Regions from separate parts of the Homo sapiens genome. Here region 2 is linked to region 1. Evidence: chromatin contacts called from ENCODE Hi-C data. All regions are on one chromosome and are shown on one strand. Each heading gives the region's core, a stretch centred on a gene start or an enhancer-like site at or near the end of the contact. The rest is flanking DNA. Distances are from core to core; before and after follow the strand shown.

Region 1 (2,700 bases), core at 174-2,673:
GCTCCATAAAAAGAAAATCTCAGGTCCTATTTGTCTGTGAAATCATGGTAAAAAGTTATCTTTGGGGTCTTATTTTTCCCAGAATGCCAATACTGGTCTACTGAACCTAGACCTCATCTTTCCATTTCGTGACACAACTGCTTTCTTCTGAGCACAAAATGGAGCTGAGAGTCAAGACAATTACGCGATTACATTCAGATGACAAACTTTTTGGTCTTAGCATTTGATAGAAGAAAAAATATTTTATTAACATAAAACTTGCTGATGGGTATCCAAAGCCTCCACTTCATCACACACAGTGCAGACATGGCCTTTGAGTGCACACCAAGCTTAGTAACCTCCTTGCTCACTAAACTGTGGTGCTTCTCTTTTCACAAACATAAGCTGGGATCTTAGCAATTCCCCATCTGTCCACAGGTGAATATGTTATTTGAGAGAGGAGGCAGCTGCTACAACTCTTCATGGAAAACCAACATTGTAATTGCAAAAATAATTTGCAAATGATATTTCATGTGTTGCATTATTGCTTGTGATACTGATGGTTTATTAACCTACTTTCTTCTTATTTCTATGGGAAAACACAAAGACCTCATTTTTCCCTCAGATCACGTCAAAGTTAGGATGGATTTAAATGTACATTTATTTATTTATATACAGATATTCAGATAAGTTGGACAGCCACATCCCTACATTTTCTAAAATGACATAATGGGCATCAATAACAGGGTAAAATTGTGGCTCTGAGCCATCAGACAGAAACTGACGTTGCAGCCCAGCTGTGTGTACACAAACACTCAGGCTGATGAAGGAAGGCCACGGAATTCAAACCAGCACATCTTGCTGCTTTGCATTCAGCCTGCATCACCCGGGACAGAAAAACAGTGTGCTAATGAGAGAAAAAGTTGAACAACATAGAGTTCCTCTTTACAGGTTCCTAACATTATCTGGACAAACTGAGTGTTAGAGCTGGCCCGAGGGCTGATGGTGAGCAAGGGAACCGTCCAGGAGCAAATGAAACTGTCACGAAGGAAATGCCAGGCTCAGATAGACCCCACTCAGGAGGAAGGAAACCAGTGAGAAGGGAGGAAGGGGACCCCATCTCTGTTTCAGGACTTGGACTCATGGTTACTGTCCCTTGCTAAGAGCAATGTCCATTCTGTTCAGTCACGTGGGATGCAAACTCTAAACAAACCTTGATGAAGAGGAAAAGAGAATGCATTGGCTCAAGTACCTGAAAAGCCCAGGGCAGGGCTGGTTTCGGGCTTGGCTGGATTCAGAACCCAAGTGATTTCAGGAGTTCACTCCCTCCATGTTTTGCCTCTGATTCCTCTGCCTGGGATCCACCCAGAAGCACCTTCTGCAGTAAGATTGCTGGAGCTGTCCAGGTTCCCCATTCCATCCTCACAGCAACTCTAGCCAAAAGAGAGTTTCTCTTTTTCAGTGGTTTCCATTGAAACCATAGAACTGAGTCTCAGTAGCTCTGATTGGTCAGCTGTGGGCCACATGTTCATCCCTTAACCAATCACTATGGTCAGAGAGATATGGTATTCTCATTGGCCAGGCAGGGTCACATGCTCATCTCTGAAGCTGAGGTGGGGTCAGCCCCACATTGATCACTTGAACAGGGGAAGACTGAATCGTTATCAAAGAAGAGTTGAATTCTATCAAGGGGCCAGGAGTGTAGGACAGCAAACAAAAACAGGTAACCACCTCAGGTTAAAAAACTGCCTGAAGGGAGGGGTCACGGTTTACAGATGGCAAGGAAATCCTAGATACAATGCTAAATAGTGGCTTCATTAGTCATCATCCCACTTGTATCCATGCAGGCTAACAGATTCTGTCATGGATTAGGGCTCTGCTCTTACCAGCCATCATTCTGACCATGCCCACTGTTGAGGACTATGGCTCCCAAGTTGGTCTTGCCATGAGATTTTAAAAGCATGAAATTATCAAGGACAATTAGAATGAATTTGTCTTCATCATCAGCCAGTCAGAAGTTTTGAGAACTAATAATGCTTAAAATCTATAGTGATCGCCTTTAATTATTCTTTCAGCCTGTAAGTTTTCACGTTTTCTTGGCTGACTTTTAATAATGAAACCTGCTGACTTTTAATAGTGAAACCACTGTTCTGACTCATTATTTATATCAGGTGTGTTTCCAATGTGAACTTATAAAGTGGTAGACATTTCTTGGTTATTTTATGTTTTGTTAAAAGTATCAGGGATCATTATGTCTAAGTTTGTTAATTACGTTGATACTTCTCCCAAGGGTTCCATTACTCTCAATGTCAGACAACTGGGAGAAGTTGTTCTGAAAGTCATAGACAGCAGACAAGAGCCTTTTAACTGATGTATTCATTTCTTTAAGAGGCCATGAACTGGCAGTGTCTTCTCTCTGGAATCTCTGTTAGTCATTCCTACTGACTCATAGCAATTCGCTCTCTGAGCAGAAGTTCCCATGAGAGAAGACCCCACTAGATGGTGATGTCAACTGATGGAAGAATTTTGGATGATGTTTACAAAGCAAGGAGGTCTTGTGAGTCTCACCAGCAGGCCAGTGTCAAGTGGAAGAGGCCAGGCCTGGCTGTTGGCCATAGGCTTGGCTGGAATTGGCAAAGGTGCCATTTTAACTTCCACACCCTGCTCATGGCTACCCACTCTACTCCTAACCAAGCTATTTATACCACAAATGCCTGACTA
Region 2 (2,700 bases), core at 80-2,579, 150 kb after region 1:
AGAAAAACATGCAAGAAAGGGCATTTCTTTCCATGTGTATCCCCTGGGCTGCCCAGAACAGAAGTCATCTTTGACACAGCACACCTGCCATGGATGACTCCAGATTGAGGCAGAAATTCAAAGAGGGCCTCCTGTTTGGCTCGGGAGGGCTTTTCCAGAAACGAAAACAAAAACAAACAAATAAATAAATGCATGGCAAATCCAAAAAGTTCATGTAACTTTAATACTTAGAATGTGGCAGAAAACATCCATGGGCAGAGAGGGGGAGAGAATTTGGCTCACTGATGGAGGGACCAGTGCAGGTGTGGGTGCCTAGGTGACAGCAGCTCACGGGAGGCTGCGGGGTGGCTCTGAGCTGGTGTTCTGGGCTCAGGTCTGAAAGAGAGATGTGACAGCTCCCTGCAGCTTGGGCCCTGGAAGTCAATGAGCGGTGGGTCCCTGGGCGCACGGAGGAGGCTCAGGCATCTCTGAAAGAACCTGCGCCACCACCCCTTCTTCTTTTCGGGATCGCTGTTCTCAGTGCCAGCCGCTCAAAGCCACCCTGGGCATTTCACGGCTACCCCTGGAGGGCCTCCGCCCCCAAAGCGGACATCGACCGGGCACAGAGCTCCAGGGTGTGTGTATCCCACCCCGGCCTGCAGCCCCTTGACTTCTCAAGCCTCCACAGCAACAGTTTCTCAGTAGGAGAAGCGCCGCAAACGCCCGCTGGGAAAACGCTCGCCAGGACCGCGGGCGCTAAAGCCAGGGACACGGAAGGAGTCTGGCCCTGGGCACAGCGGGGAGGAATCGGAGACGGGGCCAGGGGTAAAGACTTCCAACGTGGGCCTCAAAGATCACACAGAAGGAGAAACTTCCCGAGGGCACGGGCCAGGGTGCGCGTCCCTGTTTAGAGGTGCAGCCCTGGATCCCCCGGGCAGGTGGTGCGGGGCTGGCGACAGGCGCGGGCCCGGTGAGACCCGGGAGCAGGTCTCAGCCTCGGCGCGCGGTGGTCGCTCCGCGCCTAGGGTCCCAGGAAGGAGAGAGGAAGGGTCTCTCTTGGTCCCGTAGGACACGTTGCGGGCACTTGGCGGGGAAGGGACCTCGAACCCAGGCCCCAGTGGGAAGCGGCTGCGCAAACTAAGTTAGGGCACAGAGAGGCTTGGTCGGTTGTTCCCCCGCGTCAGTGCGCCCTGCCCGCGGTGCGCCACTACTTACACGAAGACTCCGAAGAGCAGGGCTCGCACCCCGATCTCAATGGCCAGCTCCCGCATGGTGCGGCCGGAGCAGCTCCCGCGGCGTCAGCTGGTGCTCTCCGCGGCTCCCGCAGCTCGGCCGGCGCCGGCTCGCCAGACCCTGGGAGGCGAGGGAGGCGCGCTCCAGGCCGCGGGCGGGGGCGGAGGCGGGCGCCGGGCGGGGGCAGGCGCCGGGGAGGGCTCAGCCTAAACCTCGCGCCTCGGGCTCCGGGGCTCCGGGAAGCCGCGCCGGCCGCTGGCGATACTGCGGACCCCGCCTCCTAGTGCGGAGCCGGGGCCGCCTCAGGGACTCCCGGATCCCTCTCCCCAGGAGCCGCCTCCGCCTCCTGGGCCCGCGCCGGGCACCCGCGGACCGGGGAGGGGAAGCCCGGGGAAGCCCCACCGCCGCCGCCGCCTCCCTGCGCGCTCCCCGCCTCCCCCGCCAGTGGGCGGCCCCTGGGCTCCGCGCCAGGGCAGCGCGCTCGCTGGGGCTCTGCCCGCGGCCCCTCTGCAGCTCCTGGTCCTGCCTCCGACTCCCGCTGTCCGGGCTCTCGCTCCCTGGCACACGCACGCACGTGGGCATGTAGTGGACGATCGCTCTGGGGATTCTCCAGGGCTCAGGGCAGCCCTGGCCAACCTTGCTCCCGTGTTCGGCCCTCCCTACACCGTTCGAACCTGAAATTCTTTCTTTTTTCTAGGAAGTTCCCCAGAGATCACTCGCGGGCTTCGCTTTGCTCTCAGGAGATGCCAGCCAGGGTCCAGGGCTCCGGCACAGAGAGAGGGCAAAGGCAAGCCTGGCTCCCCGCCATGCCACCAGCGCCAGGTGGCCCCTGGGGACCGAATCCTCTCTCCCCCACCACCTGTCCTCCGCCCCCAGCAGCTTGGGGCTGCTGAACTGTGGAATATGAAAAAGCTCCTGCCACCGTCCCTGGCCTGGCCGGTGTGTGGGAAGTCAGGGTCGCTCGTCGCTGACACAGCATTCAACCAGCCGTCAGCCAGGCAGCAGGTAGAACCCAGAGCCTCATCCTCAGGTTAAGAGCCAAAAGCCCAACCCTCGCAGCCTAGGGGTCACGACCTCCAGCTGGAGCCCAGCAGGAGCTTGGATTTGCTTTTCCCAAACCGGTCAGAATTTTATTTACTTTTCTTAGAATTTTGACTTCTTGGCTTCACTAATTTAAACCAAGCAGACATTTAAAATGCAAAACACACAGTGATTATAACCATTAGGTTGTTCCTGGGGAGCCCAGGCCTCTCTTGGATTTTAGGAGAGACCCAGCCAAAATTGTGTGAGCAGAGGACACGGATTAGAAGGTGGTTCCTGGGACTAAGGAGCTATGGCTCAGTCCTGGATAAAAGGGGGAGCAGGTAGAAAGAACTTAGGAGGAAGCCCTTGGCATCAGCAAAGGGCAAACAGACCCTACCTCCAAAGGAAACACGTGCAGATCAGAGATACCTGAGCCCAGATATCTCAGGGTCTAGAGAGAGAGAG

Evidence for each region. Hi-C counts contacts between places; a loop is a spot of excess contacts on that map. Pooled maps may share reads with other maps.
Region 2: a loop to region 1 is called in a map with no recorded cell type, with 3 times the contacts of the local background. The contact joins the promoter of PLPP4 here to the promoter of LINC02930 in region 1. A Hi-C loop is called at or near these places in 1 of 168 maps with a recorded cell type or tissue (endothelial cell of umbilical vein), 1 of 37 single-sample maps with no recorded cell type and 2 of 50 pooled maps.

What each region holds. Positions count from the first base shown.
Region 1 is chr10:120,607,305-120,610,004 of GRCh38, reverse strand. It overlaps LINC02930 (long intergenic non-protein coding RNA 2930), which reads right to left and starts at 1,423. Exons shown (of 5, transcript XR_002957103.2): 1 at 1,232-1,423.
Region 2 is chr10:120,455,856-120,458,555 of GRCh38, reverse strand. It overlaps PLPP4 (phospholipid phosphatase 4), which reads right to left and starts at 1,329. Exons shown (of 7, transcript NM_001030059.3): 1 at 1,195-1,329. The coding sequence starts at 1,250.